Regions from separate parts of the Homo sapiens genome. Here regions 2, 3, 4 and 5 are each linked to region 1. A link is a contact called in ENCODE Hi-C or POLR2A ChIA-PET data. All regions are on one chromosome and are shown on one strand. The core of a region is the stretch at or near the end of the contact, and the rest is flanking DNA. Distances in the headings are between cores, read along the strand shown. Region 1 holds the start of JUNB (JunB proto-oncogene, AP-1 transcription factor subunit). Region 2 holds the start of ZSWIM4 (zinc finger SWIM-type containing 4). Region 3 holds the start of MIR23AHG (miR-23a/27a/24-2 cluster host gene). Region 4 holds the start of ZNF627 (zinc finger protein 627). Region 5 holds the start of RFX1 (regulatory factor X1).

What was found. A loop is a pair of places that touch in the nucleus more often than their neighbours do. ChIA-PET counts read pairs that join two places held with the same protein, here RNA polymerase II (POLR2A). Pooled maps may share reads with other maps.
Region 2: a loop to region 1 is called in a pooled map, with 7 times the contacts of the local background. The contact joins the promoter of ZSWIM4 here to the promoter of JUNB in region 1. A Hi-C loop is called at or near these places in 4 of 50 pooled maps. POLR2A ChIA-PET finds 5 or more read pairs at or near these places in 2 of 52 experiments (activated B cell and activated CD4-positive, alpha-beta T cell).
Region 3: a loop to region 1 is called in a map of ascending aorta, with 12 times the contacts of the local background. The contact joins the promoter of MIR23AHG here to the promoter of JUNB in region 1. A Hi-C loop is called at or near these places in 17 of 168 maps with a recorded cell type or tissue (B cell, CD14-positive monocyte, CD4-positive, alpha-beta memory T cell and 11 more), 7 of 37 single-sample maps with no recorded cell type and 31 of 50 pooled maps. POLR2A ChIA-PET finds 5 or more read pairs at or near these places in 5 of 52 experiments (BJ, T-cell, activated CD4-positive, alpha-beta T cell and 2 more).
Region 4: a pooled map shows a loop between it and region 1 (8-fold over the local background). The contact joins the promoter of ZNF627 here to the promoter of JUNB in region 1. A Hi-C loop is called at or near these places in 1 of 168 maps with a recorded cell type or tissue (B cell), 1 of 37 single-sample maps with no recorded cell type and 4 of 50 pooled maps.
Region 5: a map of ascending aorta shows a loop between it and region 1 (4-fold over the local background). The contact joins the promoter of RFX1 here to the promoter of JUNB in region 1. A Hi-C loop is called at or near these places in 1 of 168 maps with a recorded cell type or tissue (ascending aorta), 4 of 37 single-sample maps with no recorded cell type and 16 of 50 pooled maps. POLR2A ChIA-PET finds 5 or more read pairs at or near these places in 1 of 52 experiments (activated CD4-positive, alpha-beta T cell).

Annotation. Positions count from the first base shown.
Region 1 is chr19:12,789,412-12,792,833 of GRCh38, reverse strand. It overlaps JUNB (JunB proto-oncogene, AP-1 transcription factor subunit), which reads right to left and starts at 1,348. Exons shown (of 1, transcript NM_002229.3): 1 at 1-1,348. The coding sequence starts at 1,062. The coding sequence ends at 19. It also overlaps a transcript of HOOK2 not described here. RefSeq lists silencers at 550-659, 1,030-1,609, 2,470-3,239, cis regulatory regions at 1,089-1,643, 2,483-3,003 and enhancers at 1,374-1,985, 2,286-2,785.
Region 2 is chr19:13,793,066-13,796,692 of GRCh38, reverse strand. ZSWIM4 (zinc finger SWIM-type containing 4) reads right to left here and starts at 1,250. Exons shown (of 14, transcript NM_001367834.3): 1 at 892-1,250. The coding sequence starts at 1,044. RefSeq lists an enhancer at 587-656 and silencers at 897-1,106, 1,127-1,616.
Region 3 is chr19:13,840,994-13,844,497 of GRCh38, reverse strand. It overlaps MIR23AHG (miR-23a/27a/24-2 cluster host gene), which reads left to right and starts at 1,580. Exons shown (of 1, transcript NR_036515.2): 1 at 1,580-3,504. RefSeq lists silencers at 1,419-2,148, 2,609-2,668 and a cis regulatory region at 1,174-2,682.
Region 4 is chr19:11,595,593-11,598,836 of GRCh38, reverse strand. It overlaps ZNF627 (zinc finger protein 627), which reads right to left and starts at 1,354. Exons shown (of 4, transcript NM_145295.4): 1 at 1,207-1,354. The coding sequence starts at 1,209. RefSeq lists silencers at 960-1,099, 1,440-1,569 and enhancers at 1,250-1,329, 417-1,415.
Region 5 is chr19:14,004,971-14,008,667 of GRCh38, reverse strand. It overlaps RFX1 (regulatory factor X1), which reads left to right and starts at 2,348. Exons shown (of 21, transcript NM_002918.5): 1 at 2,348-2,565. RefSeq lists enhancers at 1,538-2,065, 2,066-2,593, 2,594-3,122 and silencers at 2,317-2,496, 2,547-2,926.

The DNA of each region.
Region 1 (3,422 bases), core at 99-2,598:
TAAAGGGGCAGGGGACGTTCAGAAGGCGTGTCCCTTGACCCCAAGCAGCAGCTGACAGCCGTTGCTGACGTGGGTCATGACCTTCTGTTTGAGCTGGGCCACCTGCTCCCGGAGGAGGCCGGCGGTACTCGACAGCCCCGCGTTCTCGGCCTTGAGCGTCTTCACCTTGTCCTCCAGGCGCGCGATGCGCTCCAGCTTCCGCTTCCGGCACTTGGTGGCCGCCAGCCGGTTCCGCAGCCGCTTGCGCTCCACTTTGATGCGCTCTTGGTCTTCCATGTTGATGGGGGACACCGGCGGCGTGGCGTCCCGGCTGCGCGCCTCCGGCACGGTCTGCGGTTCCTCCTTGAAGGTGGAGGCGCCGCGGCCCAAGCCCAGCTGCGCCGGGTGGCCACCGGCGAAGGGCGGCGCGTGTGGGAGGTAGCTGATGGTGGTCGTCGGGTACGAGCTCCCGGTCCCGACGGCAGCCCCGGCGCCTCCCGAGGACGCAGAGGCTGGGGAGTAGCTGCTGAGGTTGGTGTAAACGGGAGGTGGCTCCGGGCCGGCGTAGACGCCCCCGGGCCCAGCCGGGGGCCCCCCGGTAGCGCCCAGGGACACGTTGGGGGGTGTCACGTGGTTCATCTTGTGCAGATCGTCCAGGGCTTTGACAAAGCCGTCGGCGAAGCCCTCCTGCTCCTCGGTGACGCCGCCCCCTGCGCCCCCTGCACCTCCACCGCTGCCACCCCCGCGGGGGTAAAAGTACTGTCCCGGGGGTGTAGGCGTCGTCGTGATCACGCCGTTGCTGTTGGGGACAATCAGGCGTTCCAGCTCCGAAGAGGCGAGCTTGAGAGACGCGCCGGTGTCCGAGCCCTGACCAGAAAAGTAGCTGCCGCCACCGCCGCCCTCTGGGCCGGGTCCGCGAGCCCCAGGCGCTTTGAGACTCCGGTAGGGGTCGGCCAGGTTGACCGCCAGGCTCGGTTTCAGGAGTTTGTAGTCGTGTAGAGAGAGGCCACCAGGGGCCCGGCCGTATCCCGTAGCTGTGTATGAGTCGTCGTGGTAGAAGGGCTGTTCCATTTTAGTGCACATCCGGGCGGCCCAGGCGGTCTGGGGAGGGTCCCTGCGGGGCCGCTCCGGGCCTCGCTGCAGCGAGCGGCGAGCTCTCCGCTGCGGTGACCGGACTGGGTGCCTGGTCGCGCGTTCTCGGGGGCTGGCGCGGGCGGGTAGCAGCCAGCCGGCAGCTGTGCGCAAAAGCCCTGTCAGGCTTCCCGAGCCCCCGTCGCCCTCTCTGGCGCGATAGCTTTCCTGGCGTCGTTTCCCCCAGCTCCCAGCTCCCTGCTGGCTCCGAGGCTGGCCTGGCCGCTCTCAAGGTCCCAGCCGCTCAGCCTGAGCCACACGCCTTTATACCGCGCTAGTCAGCCACGGAAGTGCGCTCCGATTGGCCGTCGCCGGAGCCGGGCCCCCGCGCCCCCCTCCTCGAGCGTGGGGAAGGGGAGGAGGCGGCTCGCGTCACTGTCAGGAAGCGCGTGTCCTTGTAAACAGCGGCCACGGGCCGGGTGGCTCGGCGGGGCTGCAGGGGGAGGGGCTCAAAGGACCTCGGGGTACGCATGGAAGGAGGTGCTGGGGGGCCCAGGCACATGAGTGAGGGGTTTCAGGGAGGAGGATGATTTCCCTGGAGTCCACTGGGACAAATACCAGGACCTGGTACGCAGCAAGTGGGGTGAGGGTCCCAGTATGTGCGAAGAAACCCCTGAGGTACCCAGAATACGAGAGGGGTAGGAGGACTGACAATCCATTGGGAGACCCCAAAAAGCAGAAATGAGGGTTAAGCACTGTAAATCGGGAGGGTTAAGGAGACACCTGACCCAGGAATTGACTGGGGGTCCCGGGCTCAGAAGGATGCGGGACTGGAATTTTCACAGGACGGAGGAGGGGAGAGATCAAAAGGGGTGAGTGGGTGGAGCTGCATGACCCATTAAATTGCAAGAAATGAGTAGGGGTCCAGGAGCTCATGGGAGCTGAGTCCAGAGTCTGAGGCTCTCCCGTAAGCGGGAAGGAGGCATTAGGGGAAGTCTAGATATGCAGAAAGCTAGTAAGCGGCCTGGGGTACACTGAGGCAGGTAAAATATGCCAGGTAGAAGATGGAGACATGTCTGCCAGAAATTGGGGACCACTGGGGTCATCTGCTAGCCCGGATGAAGGAGAGAGTTAGAAGGGGCCGGACACATCTTCGGAGCAGAGAAGACAATAAGAGGGTACTCAGTTGACATGTGAGGAGGGGGCCTTGAGGGTCCCGCGCACCAGGACTGCTGGATCTTCCACGACTGCTGCTCCCCCTCGATGGTAACCTCTTAGTCATCTGTATTCTCTGTCCCCCATCCTAAAACCCTCCCCTATTGACCCTGGGCTTTGCCCAACACCGTGTCGGCTCCTAGAGCCTGGACCCAGCCCGACGGCTGGGGCGCGGTCGCCCAACCCCACTCCCTTCCTTAGAAACAGGCTGGGGAAAGAGCGCAGAGGCAGGAAGTGTGGCAACAGCCCCGGGGGAAGGAGCCCGGCCCTGTCTCCGTCACTCGGATCCTACGGGACCGTGCGCCCCGCCCTGGGTCCCGCCGCATCCTGCGCCTCGGAAGAGGAACCTGGGCGTGCGAGCCCCCGCGGAGGCCCGGGTGCTTGGAGCCCGCCCAGCCGCGGCAGCCTCCAGCCACCATCCTCTCCCCTCAAGCAATGGTTCCGCCCGCGGTGCCTGCAGGGGACCGCGGAGGCAGGCGGCTTGGGGAGTGTTCCATTGGCCCGACGGCGGGGGACGCAGCCGAGGAGCGGGGCCTGGTCGCCATGGCAACAGGCGGGAGTCCGCGGGCAGGACTGAGCGCGGGCCGGCCCCCGAAGTCTCTCCCCGCCGCCCATATTAGGGCACAGGAAGAGGTGGGACCAGCGCTGTCCTGGGGCCCCGAGCCAGAAGCGGGGAACCCGACTATCTGCCAGGTCCCAGGGCGCGCCTGGGCCCCCAGACTGCTAGTCCCGACCAGCCCCGACCGCCGCCCCCGGGGCCCCCACGGCCGCCTGGCCCGGCCCCGCCCCACCCCGCCGCTTTGGGGCTGCGTCCTGCCAGGCCCGGCCTGGCCCAACCCAGCCCGGCAGGTCCCCGCCTGCCCGCGGGCCTGGGTCGGACTTCGCCCCCGGCCCGACGGGGCGCGGAGAGGGCGGGCCGATGCCTCGAGGCGCCCCCGGCGCCTGGGCGGGCTGGAACGGCGGCTGCCTCCTCCCTCGGGTGGGGTGCCCTTCCCTTCTGCCAGGAGATCTGGAGCTCCGTCCCCAACACCCCCCACTCACTCATGTGAGTCAGGGGCCCCACTCTCGTTTTAGTCTGCAGGTCCCATCCTACTATCATCCAGAATACCTAGAGGGAGCCCCCCTCCTTCCCTAGAGTAGCTCTGTCATCTGAGAGC
Region 2 (3,627 bases), core at 1-2,500, 1.0 Mb before region 1:
ACAGAAGAGAGCTTCTAGGTGCACCTGTCCAGGGACCACCACCCAGGCTCCGCCCCTGCTGTTTTCCTATGGGAAGAGATAGGATAGGTCAGGGGGATGAGGTGGGGAGGAGGAGGGACCCTGGCATTTCAGTAATCCCTGCGGCAAGCCAGGAGAAGACGGGCAGCCCCGAAAGAGGAATCTGGAGGAGTAGAGAGGGGTCCCCAAGGAACAGGTGGAATCTGGAGGCTCGAGGGCAGGAATGAATGGGGAAAAAAGGGGTGTCTTGAGCTGGAATCTGGAGAGATGGGGGAGTTATTTACTTGGGGTGTACGGTAGGGATCTGGAGAGCAGGAATGGGGTAGTGTGAGTCTCTAGAGGCTACGATGGAGGGAGACAGGGTGTCCCCAAGCGGGGGGCCGAAGAGAGGATTGAAGACTGAATGGGGTGCCCTGATTGGCGAATAAAGATGCGGTAGGAAAAGAGGGGTACCGTTGGGGGATAAGGTGGGAAAAGAGGGGTACCGTTGGGGGATAAGGTGGGAAAAGAGGGGTACCGTTGGGGGATAAGGCGGGAAAAGAGGGGTGCCCAGGGTTGTAGGCGGGCCATGGGGGCCAGATCTCAGAGATCTGGGGTTGGTAGGAGAAGAAGGAAGTGTCCTGATTTGGGATCTGGGGCGCTGAGGGGCAGAGATGGCAGAGAAGGGATGGGGGTGGGTTACTGGGTTTGAAGGACAGAAACAGGAGGATGAGGGGGTGTTTCCAGGCAGGGTTAAGGGTCCTGGGGGTGGAATCTCAGGGGGTGTCTCTGATTGGGTTAGCTCTGGAGTCTGGGGATTGTGGGGGAGGAGAAGACAGGTGGGGAAGGTGCTGGGGGTGCGTCCCTGCCCCCGCCCCCTTCCCCCGCGGTCACCTGCTCGAAGGCCCAGCTCTCGGCTACCCGCTTGGCGCTGAGGTCCAGCAGCGCCTCGGGCCGGCCCCGGCCACGCGCGGCCCCGGCCCCGGCATCGCGCTCCTCGGGTCCCGCGGGGCAGCCCCGGCTCCGCTTGGCCGCGGGGGGTTCCATCCGGCCCGGCCGGGGCCAGGGCCGGGGCGGGGCCTCTTTGGGGGGCTCGGTCCGATGCCCGCTCCGCTTCGCCGGCTCCCGCGCCCCCTGCCCTCCTTCCCGTCCGTCCTCTGCGCTCGGCCGCCCCGGGACCCCTACCGCACCCACCCCCGACCCGCGCCGGGCCGGCAGGGTGATGCGGCCCCTTTAAGACTCTTCACAACAATGAAGCTGCTTCAGCCGCCGCTTTAGCTCCGCCGTCGTCCCGCCCCCACCGCCTGTCCCTATTGGCCCCCCCTCGGCCTCCTCGGCCCTCCCCCGCCATTGGCTGCGCCGCCAGACCCGTGTCCAAGCCTCGCTGCTCACTCGATGACTGCGATGCCAGTCTTTTCTTGTTTACCCAACCAGAGCGCACAGCGAGGGGCGCTGTCAATCACGGGGCGCCAGAGGCCAATCAGAGTGGGAGGACCCCCGCGGCCCAGGCCTTATGCGGAGTTTCGGGGCGGGCCCGGGGTTCATTCACAACATTCCTCCCCCGCCTCTCTTGGGCTGGACTGCGCGCCCCAGGCTTCTGGGGCTGCGCCCACACACGGCTTTGTTTACTGAGGGTCGCTTCCGGGCGCCGCGAGGGGACAATCAACATAGCCCGGCCGGTGAGCGAGACAGAGCAGCGGGATCCCTTGGCAGTGGCTCAGCCCCTCGTCCCTCCCAGCTGTGCGACCCGAGAAACTCACTCAACCTCTCTGGGCACCGGGTCAAGTTTTGGTTCTTGTGGGGGCGGAGGGGTCGCAGGCTCACTGAGGGAGCTCATGCGGGCCGCGGACCCCCTCTCCAGAAACAAAGCTCGGTTAGGGGGTTCATAGGTCATCCCTTGAGCCTCAAAACTAGTATAGTACCCCGCCCCTCCTTTCCATGCCCTAGATACTATCTTGGGTCATATGAAATTGCTAATTTTTTTTTACCATTTTTGGCCTGTTAAAATGGCAATTCCATGAGGTTCACCCTAACACTTAATCAAACCCCAGCACCTCTGAGCATTTTTTCTGACTCAGCTTGTGTAGGCCACCGTCTCTGGCCTGGAAGCTGGCCATGGCTTCCATCACCCGTTCCCGTCCCGGCTCCTTGCCAATGTCCTCAGAGGACCCTGCATTTTTCCTTCCTCATACTTCTCACCATTACCATTTATTTATCTGTTTCGGCGGTTTTTTTTTTTTTTTTTTTTTTTTTTTTTACGGAGTTTCACTCTTGTCGTCCAGGCTGGGGTGCAGTGGTGCGATCTCGGCTCACTGCAACCTGCGCCTCCCGGGGTCAAGTGATTCTCCTGCCTCAGCCTCCCGAATAGCTGAAATTATAGGCGCCCACCACCACGCCCGGCTAATTTTTGTATTTTTGGTAGAGACGGAGTTTTGCCATGTTGGCCAGGCTGGTCTTGAACTCCTGACCTCAAGTGATCCACCTTTGGTAGTTGCTTAATTTCAATCTCTCCCTCTCCACTGTGAGCCTCAGGAGGCAGGAGTTTGTCCCATCTGTGCTTTACTGTACCGGCAGCACCTGGAAGGTAGGCGCTTAACCTAGAACTTGTTGAATGTACCAACCAACACATGCTTTGCCTCCATTCAGTTAAATGATAGGCACAGCAGAAAAAAAAAAAAAACAGTGATTATCCACTCATCCATATGGAAGCCCTAGCTTTTTCTTGGAGAAACTTCGAGTCTCACAGCTGCACCCTCTGGCCAGTCTTCACCCACTCTCCCTGCCACCCCCTCAATTAGTTAAACTCCCCTGCAGACCTGCACTGTCCAGTATGGTCACCAATGGCCACAAGTGGTCTCTGAGCCCTTGAAATGGGACTGGCTGAAATTAGGTTGTGCTGGAAAGGTAAAATACAGAGTGGATTTTGGAGACATAGCAGGAAGGGAACAAGGAAAAATATTTCTTTTTTTTTTTTTGAGATGGAGTGATCTCAGCTCACTGCAACCTCTGCCTCCCAGGTTCACGTGATTATTCTGCCTCAGCCTCCCAAGTAGCTGGGGCTACAGGCACCCACCGCCACGCCTGACTAACTTTTGCATTTTTAGTAGAGACGGGGTTTCACCATATTGGCAGGCTGGTCTCAAACTCCTGACCTTATGATCTGCCTGCCTTGGCCTCCCAAAGTGCTGGGATTCCAGGCGTGAGCCACCACGCCCGGCCTAAAATATTTCATTAAGAATGTTTTCCATCCTGGCTAACACAGTGAAACCCCTTCTCTACTAAAAATACAAAAAATTAGCCGGGCATGGTGGCAGGCGCCTATAGTCCCAGCTACTAGGGAGGCTAGGGCAGGAGAATGGTGGGAACCCAGGAGGCAGAGGTTGCAGTGAGCCAAGATTGCGCCACTGCACTCCAGCCTGGGGGACAGAGTGAGACTCCAAAAAAAAAAAAAAAAGAATGTTTTGGCCAGGCGCGGTGGTTCACGCCTGGAATCCCAGCACTTTGGGATGGTGAGGTGGGAAGATCACTTGAGCCCAGGAGTTTGAGACCAGCATGGGCAACATGGCGAAAACCCATCTCTATTAAAAAATAAGAAAATCAGCTGGGCGTGGTGGCACAAGCCAGTAGTCC
Region 3 (3,504 bases), core at 331-2,830, 1.1 Mb before region 1:
GAATTCTGTGCCACCCCAAATCTTCCCCTGGGGCCCCACTAGGCGGCTCTGCCCCCTCCTGCCCCAACCTGTCAGATCCTGCATCCTGGGCCAGCCTGCCCCTTGGGCCCCACAGGGAAGAAAAGGCCCTGGAGTCCCCAGGGCTGGGCCCCACGGGATGGTAGCTGGGTGTGGCTCCTAACTCCCTCTCCCCAGTTCCACCAGGTAGCAAGGTGAGAGCCAGCTGAGCTGATGAAATGGGGGACCCTGGAGGAATTCTGGGGTGCAAGGTGACACAGAAGCATCCAACTAGTCCCTCCAGTCCCTTGGAGGGCCTGGCCTGCTGCTGGGTACCCCCGCGCCCCCACCCCCAGAGTTACTCAAAAGGGGAGGCTGCTATCTTACCACCCAGGACGTGGATGAAGAATTGGATCCCTAGCCCCAAGGATGACACTTCAAAAATATTGGGGGCTGAGTGGAAAACATCATCCCCCAAAGCAATGCCCACCCAGGTCTGGGAAGGGTCCTGCGGGTTCCAGACCCCCACTGTGACACGATGGTGGTCGTGGGTGGTGGATAGGGGTCCATCGGCCTTTGTCGAGTCCTGGAGAGGGCAGATGGCAGCGGGACATGCCCAAGGAGACTGGCATGGTTGCAGAGGGCACCCCGCCCCTCGATCTCAGAGTTTTGTTCCTGGCCACCCACCTGGGCACTGGGCCAGGCCCCGAGGCAGGGCCTCCTCCTGAGGAACAATGCAGCCGCGTTCCTCCCGGTGGAGGCTGGAGGATGGAGCGGGAAAGACAGGCACACCGGGAAAGAGGGAGGGATCCAGGGAGGGCCTTGCTCCCAGAGCTACTCCGGGAGCCCGGGGAGTTTCCCAGAGGTCCCAGCGGGTGGGGGAGGGTGCCGGGAAGCCTAGGGGGAGGGGACCCAGACCCAGGGGCTGCATGGCCTGGGACCAGAAAGTCTTTTCTATGGCAGCAGGAGAGGGTTAGGTAGGATAAGAGGAGGAACTTCCTAAGGCTGGAGAAGGCGCTGTGGAACTGGAGCAAGTGGGGGTTCCTGTTTGGTGGCATCCCAGGGCAATACCCAGACCCAGGCCCCCCTCCCCGGGAGGGGTCTGCAGTGCCCAGTGTGCCCTGGGTCTGGGACCGAGCCCACCCGCCAAACCGCCCCTCACCAATCTCTATTCCCAGGGGCTCACGGCCTCCTGGGTTGCCTCTCCCTGGGCAGGCGCAGGCCTTAGACCAACAGGGGTTCCAGAGGTGGGATAGGGGGTTAGACCCTTTGCTCCCACCCTACCCCCGCAGACAGAGCCTTGGGCTTAAAACTCGGGACTGGGACTCAAGTTCAGGGTCCAGAGGGGGAAGTTGGGCTGGGTATGGGGCCCAGGCTGATTTCGGGACAAGGAGGGAGAAAGTTGGCCTTGAGTTGGGGGACGGGACAGAGTTGGGGGACAGGACAGAGAAACTGGGGGCGGGCCGGCTCGGGGGCACATGACGGCGACGCCTGCCCCGCCCCGCGCCCGCCCCCTGCCCGGCCCGGGGAGGGGGGGAGGAGACGGGAAGGTTTTAAAAGCGATTCGGCCCCGCGGCTGGCCGGCCAGTGAGTGGGGTGGAGCGCGGCCGGCGGCCGCCCCCGGCCGGTCTCGGGCCCGCAGCCCGCCCGCCTGAGCCTCGGCCGGCCCGGCCCGGGGCGGCGGCCGGAGCCCGGAGTGCGCGCCCGGCTCCCCTCCCCCCGCGGGTAAGTGGAAGTCAGGAGGGACCCAGGAGGGAGGCCGGGAGCGATCGGCGCCTCGGCGGCAGCGGCGCCGGCAACTTTTCCGCGCCTGGCTCGTGGGCGGAGTGGGGCTGCGCCCGGCGGGTCCCCAAGAGCGTTGCGAGAAGGCGAGGGCGCCGCCCCGCGCGCCTTGAGCGCCCCGCCGCCCGGGGTGGGTCGGGGATCGGGGACAGTGCGTCTGACGGTGGCGACGGCGGCCGCGGAGTCCCGGGGCGCCCCCTACGGAGCGGGGGAAGGGCGGCCCGGCCTCTGTTCCCTTCCCAGTGGCCCCTCCACCCCGACCCCCCAGGGGACGCATGGGAATGCGGTGGGGAGGGCGGGTCCCCGCGCGACTTGGGCAGGTCAAGGTGGGCAGAGAGTTGTCAGGGTGGGAGGGCTTGTGTCCGGCTCGGACATGGGGCTTGGGTTGAGGGGCTTGGATATGCATATGCCTACCCCACTCCTAGCCCCCCGACCTGGCCTTTGGACGGGAGGAATGGGTTGGGGGGGTCTCTCAGAGTTCTTTGGGTGGGGGCGGGGGTGGATACCGGTCCAAGTTCTTGACGTGTCGCCCGCTGGGTAGGGGGAAGGTCTCTTGTTGGGCAGGGGCTGGTGGGAGCTGGGGGGATGTCTCCTTTCCCTTCGGAGAAAAGCGCTCATTCAAGGTTGCATAGGAAGGAAAGCCAGGTTGGGGACCAGCCCTGTGCAGCTTGGGGTCCCCGTGCCTTTTGGCTGAAGGAGGAGGTTAAAAGGGCCCAGACTGAACCCCGACCCCTCTGTCTTAGCCCCAGACTGTTTTCTGATTTTAGCACTAGATTTGGCTGCCCCTAAAGCCCTTAGCCCTAACTGACCTTCCTGCCCAGCCCAGCCCAGCCCAGCCCAGCCAGGCCCCAGACCCAGTGGCTTCTTGAATGTTTTGGCTGTGCAGCTGGCTCCTTGTCACCTGCCCCCTTCCCAACCTTCCCCAGCTGGCAGCCTCTGACTCCTGGTCTATGAGGGTGAGGCTGGGGGCTGGGGGACCCCTGGCATAAGGGGTGTCCTCTGGCAGTCCTGCCCCAGCTGGAGGGCTGTACCCAACAGGTGCCCAGGCTTAGAGGCGAGGTGATGTTGGACACACCCTGTCCGCTCGCCCACATGCCCTGCCCGGGCCAGCCTGGGTACATGTGTTCACATGCCGATGTCCTGGGAAGGCACAGGCCCTGGGGCTGGTGCTAGCTTTGTTCTCTGATCCCGTGAGGCACCCATGGCCCTCTGCCCTTGCAGCACGTCCTCTGGGAGCTCCTTCAAGACCCCAACAGGCAGGCCTTGCCTGTGGATCTAGAGGGGGCCCTAAAATAGGTGCCGGCCTGGCCTGGGGCTGGCACGCGGAGCACATGCGTGACAGGGCGTGTCCAGAGGGTCGGGCCTGTCTGTGCTGGCCTGGCCACTGAGCCTCCGCCGACCCTTGCTCGCTGGAGAAAGACAGCAGAGGCGGATGCTTTAGGAGGGACCCCCGTGTCGTGCCCACCCTCTAACAATGCAAGTGGACGCCAGATGTTCCATGCAGACCGCAGCTGCGGGGCAGGCCCCCATCTATCTGCAATCCCAGGGTAATTAGCCCGGTGGGTACACTGGGGTGACCCGCTCGCCCGATCTAGGTGGTGCTTTGATACCTCTTAAAGCATTTTTTGGAGTTTGCCCTTCACCTTGGAAAGCTGGGTGGGGGATTCTGTCCTCCATGAATAACGGCGCCAGGAACCTTGGGCGATCTTGAGAAAACTCCTTCCT
Region 4 (3,244 bases), core at 105-2,604, 1.2 Mb after region 1:
GGTTTTTTCACAGCAGGGTCTCATACATGTATTCTCTGCTTTCCTCTCCTGTGAAATGTTCAGAAACAGAAAGCAAATATTTTTAAAAGACCAATCGATTGCTCCTTGAAAAAATAATACAAATTAATTAGTTTGAAATGTGCAATAAAGGACAAAGAGTTGATAATGTCGTGACTGGAGTTACCTTTTGGGAATATGGTGAAAGAAGTGGTATCAAGAATTATTTGCAAGCGCCAGAGGAGTCAGGCTAGGGGAACAAGGTCAAGGATTTGGGACCCTGTCCCCCTGGGGAGTGTTAAAATAATTAATTTGGAGACAATTAGAGGGCTGTGGCTATGGTGTCCTGGTTTCCTACCCAAGGAAACAGAAATCTAAGTCGAATGAAATTCTTTTATTTGATTTTATATTTTAAAAATTTGTAGTAGTTTTTTGGTCTCAGTCTGAATATGTTCATTTAAAAAAAATTAACAGAGATGGGGTCTCGCTATATTGCGAGGCTGATCTTCAACTCCTGGGCCCAAGCGATCCTCCTGTCTTGGCCTCCAAAAGCGCTGCGATTACAGGCGTGAGCCACCGCGCTCCAGCCTCAAATGAAATTCTTATAAATTACCAGTTTATAAGGAAATAAAATTTAGGGTTAATAAACCACAACCACCAATCCACCTCTGACTACATAAGCAGAAAATGTCCACCTAGATAGAGCAAATAAGGCGACTGCATAACTGTCACCAACCAAGTACTGAATTTGGTTCGCTTCCTCCTGCACCTTACAGCCTTTCCTTCCATTCCCTCCAACGGATCCCCAAGCCACAAACCACGACCGGGAGCTTCTCCATCGATGAGCCGCTGTTTGCTCAAATAAACTCTAAATTTTTAACGGGAGAAAGGCGGGACTGTGGGGGGCGGCCACAGACCGCAGCTCCTGCAACACGAACCACATCCGAGGAGGGATACCCCCATGACCCTCCCGCGGCCCCCGCACCATGTGGGGAGACGCGGGGCTGCGGGGCCGCAGGCGTCGCGCAGGGACGGGACAGGACGACCGGGGTCCCAGCTCCTGGCCCAGCCCCACCTTGCGGCCGAGGGAACTCGGGTCCCAGACCCCGGAGTCGCCGCAGGGAGGCCTAGGTCCCTCCACAGCCGGTTCCGGCCGGTTCCAACCAGCCCCTCCCCCAGGTCTGGGGACGCCTGACCCCTCACACGCACCATTTCTCGGCTTCCAGGTGTCCCGGCGTCCTCCCTACGACTCCCGCGACCTGTACAGGTCACGGCGCGACAGAGGCTGCGGCGGAGACACCTTGGGCCTCTCGGAGAAACGGAGACGCGAGCCCGGGTGGGGACGGTCGCCAGAAACAAAGGCTCCGTAGGGAGGCGCAGGCCCTGCCCTCCTCTCCCGGGCCCATCTGAATGGACAGTTGGCAGGGCCCCGCCCCAGCGCCCCTGATTGGATAGGGTGACATACCCCGCCCCCTAAGGCCTGAGTGACGTAGGAAGCCATGGAAACGTGGCTGTGCGTAGCAGTGTTGACTGGTTCTAGCCACTGCGCCTCTCAGGCCGAGTTTCCTCCCTGCACCCAGCCCGAGGGATATTTGAGGGTTTGTTTTGGTTTTTTTTTTTTTTTTTTTTTGAGACGGAGTTTCGCTTTTGTCGCCCAGGCTGGAGTGCAGTGGCGCGATCTCAGCTCACTGCAATCTCTGCCTCCCGGGTTCAAGCGATTCTCGTGCCTCAGCCTCCCGAGTAGCTGAATTACAGGCACCCGCCACCACGCCTGGCTAATTTTTGTATTTTTCGTAGAGACGGGGTTTCGCCATGTTACCGAGGCTGGTCTCTAACTCCTGACCTCAAGTGATACGCCCACCTCAGCCTCCCAAAGTGCTGGGATTACAGGCGTGAGCCACCACGCGTGGCCTTGTTTTGGTTTCCTTCCTTCCTTCCTTCCTTCCTTCCTTCCTTCCTTCCTTCCTTCCATCCTCCCTCCCTCCCTCCTTTCTTTTTTTTCTTTCAGGGTCTTGCTCTGTCACCCAGGCTGGACTGCAGTGGCATGATCTCGGCTCACTCCAGCCCCAATCTCCCGGGCTCAAACGATCCTCCTGCCTCAGCCTCCCTAGTAGCTGGGACCAAAGTCACGCCCCACCACACTCTGCTAATTTTATTTTGTTGTTGGTGCTGTGTGTGTGACGGGGGTGGGGTGGGTTAGATGGGGTCTCACTATGTTGACCAGGCTGGTCGTGAATTCCTGGGCTCAAGTGATCCTCCTGCCTAGGCCTCCCCAGGTGCTGGGATTACAAATGTGAGCCACCGTGCCCGGCCAATATTTGCATTTAATGCAGAGCTTGCTTCTAGCTTGCCAGAGTAGGCACTGTCTTCTTCTGGCACTCCATGAGCTCTTCCTTCTAATTCCTTCCGGACACAAGGTCACCAGTATGTGCAGGGAACTCCACACTCACTGTGACATGGAGCAATCGCCTTGCCTCAGAACGGGAGGGAGCCCAGGCTAGGCCAGGGAGGACAGGAAGAGGAGGAAGGGCCTGATGTTCCGGGAAACGGGCATTTGGGATGAGGCGTGCCAAGGCTTCCTCCCATACCCTCCGGTCCCTGAAAAAACATCTATACGTGGAAAAAAAAGTAGAAATAACTGAGGTGAGAGGAAGGATGCTCTCTGATGAAGTGATGTGGGATGAGACCCAAAGTAATGTATTAGTATTAAAAGGCAGGTTGGGCTGGGTGCGATGGAGCACGCCTGTAATCTAGCACTTTGGGAGGCCGAGGCAGGCGGATCACCTGAGGTCGGGAGTTCGGAACATGGAGAAACCCCATCTCTACTAAAAATACAAAATTAGGCCAGGCGCCGTGGCTCATGCCTGTAATCCCAGCACTTTGGGAGGCCGAGGCGGGCAGATCACGAGGTCTGGAGATCGAGACCATCCTGGCTAACACGGTGAAACCCCATCTCTACTAAAAATACAAAAAATTAGCCGGGCGTGGCAGTGGGCGCCTGTAGTCCCAGCTACTCGGGAGGCTGAGGCAGGAGAATGGCGTGAACCTGGGAGGCGGAACTTGTAGTGAGCCGAGATGGCGCCACTGCGCTCCAGACTGGGAGAGAGAGCGAGATTCCGTCTCAAAAATAAATAAATAAATAAAATAAAATAAATAAATAAATAAAAATACAAAATTAGCCGGGCCTGGTGGCACATGCCTGTAATCCCAGCTACTCGGGAGGCTGAGGCAGGAGAATCGCTTGAAT
Region 5 (3,697 bases), core at 1,099-3,598, 1.2 Mb before region 1:
CTCTAAGGAGCCTATCTTACAATTTATCTGTTTATTGTGTATCCCATCCTAGAATGCAAAGGGAGTTGTTTGCTTTCTTTTTTTTCCTTTTTTTCTTTTTTTTCTGAGACTCAGGCTGGACCACACAATCATTGCTTACTGCAGCCTCTACCTCCGGAGCTGAACCAATCCTGCCAGCCTCAGCCTCCAGAGTAGCTGGGACCACAGGCACATGCCACCACGCCTAGCTAATTGCTTTTTTTTTTTTGAGACAAAGTCTCGCTCTGTCGCCCAGGCTGGAGTGCAGTGGCAGAATCTTGGTTCACTGCAACCTCCCCCTCCCGGGTTCAAGCAATCCTCCTACCTCAGCCTCCGGAGTAGCTGGGATTACAGGCATACACTACCATGCCCAGCTAATTTTTGTAGAGACGGGTGTCTTGCTTTGTTGCCAAGGCTGGTCTTGAACTCCTTGGCTCAAGCAATCTTCCTTGCTTGGCCTCCCAAAGTGCTGGGATTACAGGTGTGAGCCACCATAAATGAAGTCACCTTTCTTCACTTGTATAGCCCAGGGCCTTGCACCGAGGAAATATAATGTTGGTTGAATTAGGAAACAAACTTAGGTGGAGTCACTTTCTGAATGCCACACAGCAGGGCTGGCATTAGACTTCAGGGCTGTCTGAGCCTGTTTTCTTTTCCCCTTGCTGTTCTAGGGCCTACCTGGGATGAGAATGCAAAATTTAAGAGAAGGCCAAAGAGCTCAGTCATAAGATAATTGACATTTAAAACATAAAAAGTAGGCCGGGCGTGGTGGCTCACGCCTGTAACCCCAGCACTTTGGGAGGCCGAGGCGGGCGGATCACGAGGTCAGGAGATCGAGACCATCCTGGCTAACACGGTGAAACCCCGTCTCTACTAAATATACAAAAAATTAGCCGGGCGTGGTGGCGAGCACCTGTAGTCCCAGCTACTCGGGAGGCTGAGGCAGGAGAATGGCGTGAACCTGGGAGGCGGAGCTTGCAGTGAGCCGAGATTGCGCCACTGCACTCCAGCCTCAGCGACAGAGTGAGACTCCGTCTCAAAAAATAATAATAATAAATTTATTTTAAACACAAGATCTGACCCTGAGCTTGCATAACGCATCTCACCTTAATCCCTGTGTTGGCGGATCCTGTCTTTATTTAAAATTGTGATGTTTTGTTCATCATAGATTTATTTTTTCCCATTAATTTGGATATTTAACAAATATTGAATTAGAAGATTATTTATCTTGATGACTGAGTTTTTGCTCCCAAGATGTTCACCCTAGTCCGGGCCCTGTTTCTGTCTCTTCTCGTCCTGCAGCACCCAGACAGTCCCTTGAGGAAACTGAGGCACAGAGGAGCGTATGTGTGGGAGGTGTGTGTGTGTGGCGGGGGTTGTGGTGAGCTCTCCTGGGCGGACCAAGCTCCCTGGGCTGGGTCGGGGCTGACCTTTGCTTATCTACCGCGGTTGAAGCCGCGAATGAAGTCCCCCGCCTTGCAGAGACCTTTCCCAAGGCGGCCGCACCGCCTGCGGGGCAGAGATAGCCGCGGTCACCCCGGCAGCGGTGACCTTTTCCGGCTGGAGGGGACCGGGAGGCGGGAGAAGGCGCGGCGGCCGCGCTGTCTGGCCGGCTTGGGCGGAGGAGGATGTCACCCCAGCGGGTGGGAGCTGGGATCGAACCCCGCCGCGGCCTCCCGCTTCCACCCAACCCCGACGGGGCCATGGGCAGTGGGGAAGGGGGACGCGCGCCCAGTGACGTCATCGAATCCCGAGTCCGGCCTTCGCCGCTGTCGTCACAGAGGGGCTGCGCTGCGTCACTGCATTCCTCCCCTGACGTCAGCGCAAGAAGCCAGAAACTGGCCCACCGAGCGAGAGAGAAGTCTGGAGCGGAGTCTTCCTTTCTCGCCTTTTTAATTTGGTAAGACATGTAAAGTGTACGCAAGAGCGGACTACAACTCCCAATCGGCCTTGCGTGCCGAGCATGCGCACGGCCTCCAGCCAGAGAGCGCGGCAAACCTTTGGTAGATTGACGTCCCTTTAGTCGAACCAGGAGGCCGGTTTTACATCGGCAAACCAATCCCGTCCTCACGAGTCCTACCCCTTTATTCTTAACCAGCTGCTTCCCTGCCGGAGTGACGGGCCCGGCTGCCTTTGAGGGTTCAGTTTCTTTTGATGGACATTCATACTGATAAATCAGATCGCCGGGAAGTCCAGAGGGTGTTGAAAAGCGTGCATCGGAACTAATAGTTTAGCTGCAAGGCCTGGCGCCGTCCAATCACTTCTCCGGCCGCCGCCAATCACCCCGGGCCCCGCCCCCGCGCGTGACGTAACTAGGGTGGGTAGCAACAGTTGCCCCGGTGAGGGAAACGGAGGCGCCATAGCCACGGTAGTCGTGGCGACCAAGCAACCCGGCAACGCGAGTCAACAACAACAACCGCCCGGCCGACCCCCACCCCCACCCCCCAGGCCCGGCCCGGGGACCCCAGCACGTCCCGTCCCCTTCCCAACATCGACTCCGAGACCTCCGAAAAGCGTTTCCGCAGACAGAAGTGGGGAGAAGCGGAGGTAACCAGGGCGGCCCCGGGGTGGCTGGCCGGGCCGGGGTGGGCGGCGGGGCCGGGGCAGTAGGTGTCTCTGTAATCACAGTCCGGGGGGAAGGGGCGGGCGGTCAAAATGGCGGCGGCGACTGTCTGGACCGTGGGGGAGGGGGCCGGGGCCCGGCTGGAACGACACCACCCGCCCCCGTCCCCGCGGCCCGGCCCCCGCGAGGGGCGGGCGCTCGCAGGCCCGCGGCGAGTGGAGGTCGGCAGGCCGGGGCGGGGGGCTTTTATATGTCGGGAGCGCGAAGGGGCGGGCCTGGGGAGGCTGGGCCAATGGGAGCGAGGGAGGTACGAGGCGGGGCCAAGGTGGGTGGGCGGGACCAGGAGGGAAGGTATGGGCGGGGCCGGCTGGGTCTCCCCAACCTCCACCTCGGGAACCAGGGTGGGCAGCCACCACCCGGTCCGCCTTCCAGATCCTTAAGCGACTCCCTTCTTCCTTAAGAGCTTTGCAGTTGTCCCAGGACTCAGAACTTGGACAAGTGCCTGTCCATCTGAGGCCTCAGTTTTCCATCCTGTAAAATGGGGAGAATCATTGACATCGCCCTTTTCCTGCAGTACCGGGACTCCTCATTCCTTCCAGGAATTTTACTTACGGCTTATCTTTGAACCTTTTCCTCGTATCTACCGTTTCTGAATGTGGTTTGATAAAATAACTGTCAGCTAGTCCTGATTTCAACACTGCAGCCCACTCCTAAACCTGCCACCTTCTCTCTGGGAGGAAGCAAAGAGGAAGCAAAGTTTCATGGAGGAGCTAGGAGTCGATTTGGCTTTAGCGTGGAGGATCTGGTTTGCAGAAATCAAAGTCCATGGTAGGGAGGAGTGACCATGAGGGAATGCTTTAGAGGAACAGAAACCTGAGTGCTTTTCTCTGGGCTGCTGTTTGAGACCTGATGTTTCCTGGTTTGAGGTTGCGGGGGTTTGTTCCTGGAGATGGAACGTTTCTGGGTCCTGCCCATCGAGGTCTCCCCTACTGGGAATGGGGGAGCAAATGAAGCCTGAGGAAGTTTCTTAGATTTTTTAAACCCGCTTCTCTTGGCCAGACACATGTTTTTGTGTCAAACGAGTGTCAACCGAGTCACATGTCACTGACAAGGTCC